Linked DNA regions of Homo sapiens: region 2 is linked to region 1. A link is a contact called in ENCODE Hi-C or POLR2A ChIA-PET data. All regions are on one chromosome and are shown on one strand. The core of a region is the stretch at or near the end of the contact, and the rest is flanking DNA. Distances in the headings are between cores, read along the strand shown.

Region 1 (4,191 bases), core at 1,011-3,510:
CATGTGACATGGCCGGCTGCAGTGGCTCACGCCTGTAATCCCAACACTTTGGGAGGCCGAGGCAGGCGGATCACCTGAAGTCAGGAGTTTGAGACCAGCCTGGCCAACGTGGTGAAACCCCGTCTCTGCTAAAAATGCAAAAATTAACACGGTGTGGTGGTGGGCGCCTGTAATCCCAGCTACTCAGGAGGCTGAGGCAGGAGAATCACTTGAACCAGGAGGTGGAGGTTGCAGTGAGCTGAGATCGTGCCATTGCACTCCAGCCTGGGTGACAGAGTGAGACTCCATCTCAAAAAAACAAAAAATGTGACAGAAGCAAGCCCATTAGCCCAGCGGGTATCTTAGGGCAAGTGTGTTCCAGAAAGAGGGTGGTGAGTGACTTTGCTCTGGTGAGGTAGGGACTGCAGAGGGGCTGAACGGTGAGCAGGGTCGTGGTCTCCCCACCTTCAGAGGGGTCCCTTGTGCTGCTTGCTGAGAATAGAGAGGGGGAGAGGGGTTTTACCCGCAGCTTCTCCACACACGTCTTGGCTGTGTGCTTCTGCCATTACCAGATGACCTGAAAGCTTCCCCAGGGCTGGGAAGAGAGTGCTGGAATAAGGCTTGGAAAGTGAGTGCTCTCACCAGCTCTGTTGCTGTCCCACTGGGTGTTCTCAGCCAAGTCACTCAGCCCCCTGAAGGCTTATACAAAATGTCAGTTGAAATCGCCACCCGGCCAGGCTGTCGTGGGGTCTAAGCGGGAGAGTGCATGGGTACTTGCTGTAAAATCGCAGGTGCTCCCTGAGGTCTAAGGAGCCTTGGGATGAGCCACCTTGACTCAGAGCGAATTCTCAAAAAGGGACATATATGCACAGAGCACCTGCCGCCTGCCACCTGTCGGAAGGCGCAGAAAGTGGGGGCGATTGGGGGCCACCTGGGTTCTCCAAAACCAGGAATTTACCTGCAAGCAATAGGTCCCTCAAGCAGCTCCCTCCTCGGGGCTCCTGGCTCGAATCCTTCTCCTTGCCTCGCATCCCTTCAATAGCACCCTGGGGCTGGGAAGAGACACTGCCAGGAGGCCCAGTCTAGAAACCTCCATGCTCAACTCATCCTGTTAGAGGCGGATAGAAAAGAGGGGTCTCCAGGTCCCTGAGCCTCAGAGCCCGGGGCAGGCAGGAAGAAGGCTGTGGGGCCCACACATCTCACCCCAATGGGCCCAGCAGCAAGCCCCACCAGCCTGGCGGAGACAGAGAAAACTGGGAGCCCTGAAGAGTCACAGGGCTGTGTTGTGTTTCCTCTTCTGCAAGAAAGGAGGGGGCGGGCCAGCTGACCATCAAGAGGAAACTGAGGAGGGGGGTGAGGACAGTGAGGGGAGCTGTGGCAGTGCGGTGGACGTGGTGGCCAAAGCGGTCCTCTCCTGAGGCCCAAGTACCCAGGGCACCTGGGCCACAGGTAGTGACCAATGAGGACCAAGCCCAGAGGAGTCCCCTCCCCTCTACTGTGGTCTCCACTGGCTGTGACTGGGTGTGGGGCCATCGTGAGGGGGTACCAGCCCTGGGCCTACTCCTGAAAACCCCAGGAGGAGGGGCACCAGTGACAGATGTCCCTGACACCTCCCTCACCACCACCCCCAGCCCGCCAGACCTGCTTCCTGAAGGAAACTATGGGAATGGTTCAACTGCAAGCAAATTGGCCACATTGTAAGTCAAGCCAGGCTGTCCGGGGCTTTTCCTGCTTGTAAAATGAACAAGACCTGCAGTTCTTGGTCTCTGGGAATCACAAACCTCTCTGAGCTTTGAAAGAACCTGGAATCCTCTCTTCCAAGAGGCGCACACATGTGAATGCACACACTCACACAAAGGGAGCCTCCCTGACCAGAGAGCCTCTGGGGCCCCTTCCACCTGGGACTGAGTTTCCACTGAGGTTTGTCCTTACCCAATCAGAAACTGAGAACCACAGTGGGGGTGAGGGTGAGGTTGAGGGGTCAGGAACACTTGTCACCAAAATTCCCAGAATTGCCCACAAAATGCCATGTCAGCAGGTTCCTGTATGCAGGCAACTAACCCATCATTAAATTCCCCGAGTCTCCGTCAGCCGCAGGCTCTCAATGGCCCTCAGCCAATTCTTCAGATTCTTCCCCCGTGATGCAGGCAAAGCCAGGTTCCCACTGCAGCCCTGCCATCGGTTTCGCCATCTGGTTCCCCCATCAGGCAGGGACTGCTTCCACCTGCCGTGTTCATTGCCTACTTAATATCAGTGAGGTGACGGGGGCTGGGGTGATGACACTGTGGCTGAGACAGGGTTAAATTGATCACATACTTTATGGCACCCCCCGCCCCAAGATGAGTCATTGTTTCAGGGGGAGGTTCAGGCATTTGTGGGAACTGGTGTTTTGTTTTGCTTTGTTTTTGAGATAGAGTCTCGCTCTTGTCACCCAGGCTGGAGTGCAATGGTATAATCTCGGCTCACTGCAACCTCTGCCTCCCGGGTTCAGGTGATTCTCCTGTCTCAGCCTCCTGAGTAGCTGGGATTACAGGCGCCCGCCACCATGCCTGGCTAATTTTTGTATTTTTAGTAGAGATGGGGTTTCACCATGTTGGCCGGGCTGATCTCGAACTCCCGACGTCAAGTGATCAGCCCACCTCGGCCTCCCAAAGTGCTGGGATTAGAAGCGTGCGCCACCACGTCCGGCCTGTGGGAATTGTTTTAAATGTCAGCTGAGAAGAGGAAACATTCAAAAGTGGAAGGGAGACAGGGGAAACAGCATTTTCTGACCACTCACCCCCGCACAGGGCATCTGTCCAAAGCTTGACTAGGAAAACATACTCAGAGAGCTCTGGTAACTTACCTCAGGTCACACAGCAAGTGAGAAGCACAGTGGCAGGCAAACCCAGGCCTGCTGGGCTAGTTTCTACCCCCGTCACATGACCCTGGGCCACCTCTCAGGCACAGCAGAAACCCCTGGGCAGAAACACGTCCAGGAAGACAAACCTGGAAAGCTGACAAGTTTGGAAAGTCGGGGGATCTCGTGCGAGGCTGAGACCTTTGGGGCCCCTGGGCAGGTGGGCTGGGGGGAGCTGTGCCATGCATGTGAACACCAGGCTGACGAAATTTGTCTCCATTCATACTTTCTAGTGTGGGGGAGGGGTGTCTGTGAACTTGGGGTGTCCCCACCCCCCGTGACTCCTGGACAGAGGCCACTTGTTCCTCAGAAGCAACCCCATCACCTGGGAGGAACTGGCAGGGGTGGTCTCAGGACCTGGCAGCCCCCCGCATAAATGGGGATGGGGCTCACACCCCCTGAGGCCACAGGCAAATCAGTTGAACCACAGCCCCCCAAGCCTCTAACACAAATCCCACCCCACCTGCCTGCCCATCTCGTCCTCTGATCAGACGGCAAGATGCAGCCACTGGGCGGAGTTTCCCAAAGCAGATGGCTGGCCCCAGGCTGCTGCCCTCCCACGCCTAGTCCCTGAGTCTCTTCTTCAAGGTCTTCACACCTTGAAGACTTATTGTCAGGGTCTTTTGGCAGGACTCCCCCAGCCCTGAGCCCCATGTCTGAACCACAGACTGACTTAGGCACCTCGGCCAGGCCAACTCTGGGAATAATAGCCGTGCCCAACCCAGCCCTCTCTCCTGGGTTTCCCCTGAGCCTGCAGCCCCTGGTTCCAGTCAACACCGAGCCTCTCTCACCGGTCCCACCAGGCAGAAGAGAAGCTGGCAGCAGTCTCCTCCCCTTTGGAGACTCAGGGTGGGACTGCGCCCACTCTCTTCCTGAAAGAGTGTCCCCACAATCCTCCCTCTCTGGTCTCTGATGTGAGTGAGGAGTCAGGATTGGGAAAGGGGGATCCCCTTCCTTTGCCTTTCTGGGGACCCTGACTAGTGATATCTCGCTGATGCTGGTGTCCTGGTACCTTGGTCAGATCATCCCACTGCAGGACGTTCCGGGCAGCTGGCTGGGCTGCTGGGCAGAGCCAGGCTGATGGTACTCAGGCGGGGGCCTGGGAGCAGACAGCAGGATGATGCCTAGACAGCGACTGTGGTGCCAACAGTGTGGTAGTGGACGGAAGTGGACGAATTCACAAGGTGGAACCACAGAGCCTGGTGCCAGCCAAGGGGAAGCATCTGACTGGAGGGTGAGGGTGGAGATCTGGGCATAGGGTGCAGAGTTCCAGCTCAGACCTGCCTGCAGCCTCAGGGCCTGGACAGTTGGTG
Region 2 (4,547 bases), core at 1,629-4,128, 270 kb before region 1:
GGGTGACAGGGAGAGGAAGTCCAGGGTGCAGGCAGGCAGGCTGCCCTGGCCCCAGCCCCTGGGAGGAGTTTAGATCCTATACGGGGACCCCAGACATGAGCAGAGGATGTTCAAACAGAGGTGCAGCAGCTCTGATTAACGGTTTTAAGTTCAGGCCAGAGACCAAGACGGTCTGACCTGCAGAGGGGGCTCTGGGAGGCGAGGAGGAGGCAGATGGAGGGGGGTTCAGGAGGGGCACCTGGGGCTGTTGTGGGGGAGTGCGGTTTGCAGATCTCCAGGATGAACAGTCGGAAAGCTCAGGTGTGGCTGCGCCAGGCACTGGCCTCCATTCTTGCTGGCAAGCCGGCGTCTGGCTGTTCTCCATTGCTCCTCCCCTGCCTCTGTCCAGGCCCCGCTCCTCCCCCTACTTTCCTCCCCTCGTGCCCTGTCTCCTCCCTGCCTCAGGTGGGGGCATTGATTTGGTGCCTCTGGGACAGTGATGAGGCAGTGGAATGTTCCTCCTCTCCCTCCTTCCCAGCACAGGCCGCGGTGCCTCCAGGCACATGCATGGGCTCTGCGGGGCCTGCAGGACTCGCCTTGGACACTGAGCCTGGCCAGGAGCTCTGCGACTATTTCCTGTTGAATGCACATGGTCGTCCCAGGGCAGAGGCACCACTGCCCCAGTCTTACGGTGAAGGCACAAGGCCCAGGGAGGTGACGGAGCAGGGAGAGCTGGGAAGGCGGCAGAGCTGAGCTGTGAATCTAGGTCCAAATGCCCGATGCTGCCTCTCTCTCTTTTTTTTTTTCCAGATGGAGTTTTGCTCTTGTTGCCCAGGCTGGAGTGCAATGGCGAGATCTCGGCTCACCACAACCTCTGCCTCCCGGGTTCAAGACATTCTCCTGCTTCAGCCTCCCGAGTAGCTGGGATTACAGGCATGAGCCACCACGCCCAGCTCTACTAAAAAAATTTTGTATTTTTAATACAGACGGGGCTTCTCTATGTCGGTCAGGCTAGTTTCAAACTCCTGACCTCAGGTGATCCGCCCACCTCGGCCTCTCAAAGTGCTGGGATTACAGGTGTGAGCCACTGCACCTGGCCCCGAGGCCGCCTCTTAAGCACGGTGCCCCTGCCCCCTGCCTGGCTTCCTTCTCTCGCTAACTCACTGGCCAGCTGCACCTTGAAGAGGTGGGGCTGGAGGTCCATTTTCACTTCTGAAGGTCACCTGGGGGCATCTCGGAGGCAGAGCTGGGGTCTCTGCCCAGGGAGGCTCCTGTCTCTACACAGGAGGGGCTCCCCGTGGGAAAGGGGATTGGAAGCTGCGTTTGCAAAACCAGGACAGAAGAATAGGACCACCCACAAGGAAGGAAGGGCAGGAGGGAGAGGGTGGTGCCCCTTCCTCCCTGCAGCCTGCAACAGAGCCTCAAGCTTTCACAGCTTTCACCTGAGGAGGGAAGAGCTGGCTCGAGCTTGGCTTTTAGTGTGGGGTCCTCAGGGATGCGATTTGCCTTTTGAATGTCCACCTGGTGGTCGTGGGGTTCCTGCGATCCCTGCAACTCACTGGCTGTATGACCGTCTTCATTACCTTGTGCACAGGGTAAGCTGATAAGTAGTTAACTGGAGAACAGTGGTGGGGAAGGGAAGAAAGTTGGGTTGTCTGAAGCATCCAGGAAACTTGTATCTTCTGCATTGGTCCCCCATGCTTATCCTGACTGGATGTCCCCGTCTCACCCTAACCGTAAAGGTAACCCTAACCATAACCCTAACCCTAACCCTAATCCTAACCCTAACCCTAACTCTCTAACTCTCTAACTCTCTCTAACTAACAACTCTCTAACTCACTCTCTAACTTAATTAACATTATTCTTCCCAGGTGGGTGTGTGCTGCCTTCTCTTCATCAACCACTAGGTGGCAGCAGTGCCCCACAGATCCCATCAGGCCGCCTGCAGGCGGAGACTGGAGAGCCACCGTCCTTCCTGGGGTTGCCTCACACCTGGCCCCCTTCGTGGGCGCCGTCCAGGACGGTTCTGGACGATGAAAATTCCAGCTGTGGGCCCTCCTAGGGCTGGGCTGGGGAAGCCACACCTGCGCCCCTCAGTGTTCCCCAAGGATCACCATGTAGCCCATCAGCAAACCCTTCCTGCTGTGTCTGACCCCTGCCCAGGCTGTGGGAGGGAGGCCCCCAGGTGAGGGGGGATGGCAGTCAGGGAAGTTTCCCGGGAGGAAGGCCCAGCGGGGAGGCGGCCAGCCTGCCCCGGCCGGGGGTGTGTGGGGGCAGCCTGAGGAGGAGGGCTGCATCCTGGGGCTGCCCACATCCAGGACCAGCCAAATAATGAGCTGGCCCAGCCAAGGTGAACCAGAATGGGGGCTCTCCTTCACCAATGACTAAGAATCTCAAGACAGGATGGCAGAGCACTCAACCCAGCGCGGGGTCCTCTGGTCATGGGACCTGCTAGTTCCCTGCACTCCCCTTCCCAAATGTCTGGAGAAATGCTGTCCACAAAGTCTTACCCTCTGCCTGGTCAGCTCCCAGCAGCCCTGCCTGCCCTGGGATGGGCCAGCCTCATCCCCATTTTACAGAGGAGGAAACTGAGGCTCAGGGAGGGGAAGGGGCCTCCCTGGGAACCCCCATCCCTTTCATCTCCCTGGCCTTCTGCTCGTGAGCCACTGTCACTGCCATAGGAGCTGGGGGTTGGCCCTCAGAGTCCCAGGCCAGTCCCCACCCACCAGCGGTGTGTCCCTGCCCATCCGCCTCCTGATGGGGTGTGGAGAGGACCCCCTGGGATGGGTGAGTGAGGCTCCCGGCGCTCAGCGTCCAGCAAGTAATGATGATGATGAAAACAATGACGCTGTCACTTTAACAAACAGCCACTGTTGTTTCCATGACACTGGGAACCTGGACCACCTAGAACTGCCTCCTTCCAAGCGACACTGGGGCTGGCTCCCCATCTGAGCCGTCTGGAGACCCTGTGGCTGGCAGGCGACGCCGTCCCCCCGCCCAGGTGCTCCCAGCCCCCAGACCTACTGCAGCCCGGGAGGGGCTGAGGGTGCGGTTCCCGCAGGGTCCAGGGTTCTTTCTGGCTCTTGGAAGAGTGTGTGCCCTCTGATCCCCCCTAAATCCCACAGGGCCCCACCCTCTCTGGGCCTTCCCCGTGGTTTGCCAGCATGGGGGCCGGCCTGAAATGGCCCTGAGAGGCCACGAGCCCAGCTGGCCCCTCTGTGTGTGCCCAGGCCAGGCCCTTGGGCAGCAGCTCAGGGTACACTGGTGCTGCTGCCGGGCCCCTGCCTTATGACGGTGCCTTTGGGGTCAGGCAGTGGGTGTTGTTCAAGAGCAGCCTCGGGCCCTCCATGTTGCACGCTGACACGGCCTTGGCCACAGCACCCTGTCGGCCCTCATCACCCGGGCTGCCTTTGGGAGGGACAGAGTGTGGGCAGCGCTGGACCCGTGGGACCGTGTGCAGGGGAGCTGCTGCCACCCAAGGTCCCCAAGTCAGTTCTGCGGACTCACAGATGACCACAGCCTGGGGGACTTAAAACAACAGACATTTATTCGATCGCAGTTCTGGAGGCCAGAGGTCCGAAATCAGGGTGTCGGCAGAGCCAGGCTCCTCTGAGGGCTCAGGGGGATCTTTCCTGCCTCTCCCAGCTCCTGGGGGCCCCGGTTCCTTAGCTTGTGGTCCTGTCCCTCTCATTCTTCCTCCATCCTCACGTGGCCTCCCTCTGTGTCTTCTCCTCTTCTGTCTCTTACAAGGACACTGTCATGGGACTTAGGGCCCACCAGAAAAAATCCAGGATGCAATTAGATCCTGTCTCCAAATAAGGTCATTCTCACAGGTTCAGGGGATTAGGATGTGGGCAGTCCCCAGGCAGGCAGGGCAGAACCGGCTCAGACCCTGCAACCCGTCTCCCGGCCCTGTGCCCCTCTGTCCTGGGGGCCCCCCTTCTCCGTCTGTTTGTCATCCACTATCAGCATCCGGAGGGGCTCCCCACCCCCACTCTGGAGGGTCTACTGAGTGGTCTCTGGTGGCCTCCACCAGCCTGGGCCTGGTGCTGAGCTGGCAGCAGAGGCCTGCCCGGGGAACCCCGAAGGGACTGAATATCCTGAATATCACCCTCCCCTTGCTACACCCTGGTTGTCACCAAAGCTCCGCCCAAACCTCACCTCCTCCTGGACACCGTCGCAGACCACCAGGCATGCTTGGGACTCCTCTGGGCTCCCTCTCTCCAGCCCAGACCACTCCATTGTGATCTCAGACTGGGGGCTCACCCAGGGCCCCAGGGGTCTAGCGCCCTGTGCTCCATCCCATAGCCTGGGACCCCCCCAGATGGCCCAGCAGGTGGTGGGAGAGCACCCATCCCTCCCCCCAGCACACAGAGAGGGCAGGCGGGGGCCCTCTGTCCCAGGAGCTTCTCCCCCACCGCTCACTCTCTGTCTTTGCACCGTGAAGACGGCCAAGGGGTGGCGCTCGGGCTCCAGAGCCGCCGTCACTCAGCCCCGCGATGCTCTTCAGCCTGGGCCCTGGTGGCGTGGCTGCCGTCGGCTGCCACCTTACACCCAGCACCCCTACA

The links. Hi-C counts contacts between places; a loop is a spot of excess contacts on that map. ChIA-PET counts read pairs that join two places held with the same protein, here RNA polymerase II (POLR2A). Pooled maps may share reads with other maps.
Region 2: a loop to region 1 is called in a map of IMR-90, with 5 times the contacts of the local background. The contact joins the promoter of LINC00229 here to the enhancer-like site in region 1. A Hi-C loop is called at or near these places in 4 of 168 maps with a recorded cell type or tissue (HepG2, IMR-90, Panc1 and 1 more), 1 of 37 single-sample maps with no recorded cell type and 6 of 50 pooled maps. POLR2A ChIA-PET finds 5 or more read pairs at or near these places in 1 of 52 experiments (activated T-cell).

Annotation. Positions count from the first base shown.
Region 1 is chr22:44,349,925-44,354,115 of GRCh38, reverse strand. No RefSeq gene overlaps it. Among named protein-coding and RNA genes, the nearest start is that of SHISAL1, 39 kb to the right of the region's middle. RefSeq lists an enhancer at 538-1,467. Within about 2 kb of position 2,260, at least 2 of the 41 ENCODE cell types and tissues checked have a DNase peak (open chromatin) inside an H3K27ac peak, as active enhancers do.
Region 2 is chr22:44,623,750-44,628,296 of GRCh38, reverse strand. LINC00229 (long intergenic non-protein coding RNA 229) reads left to right here and starts at 2,878. Exons shown (of 5, transcript NR_044991.1): 1 at 2,878-2,980. LOC105373060 (a long non-coding RNA gene) reads right to left here and starts at 4,219. Exons shown (of 2, transcript XR_938301.1): 1 at 4,141-4,219; 2 at 3,505-3,744. RefSeq lists an enhancer at 3,501-4,000.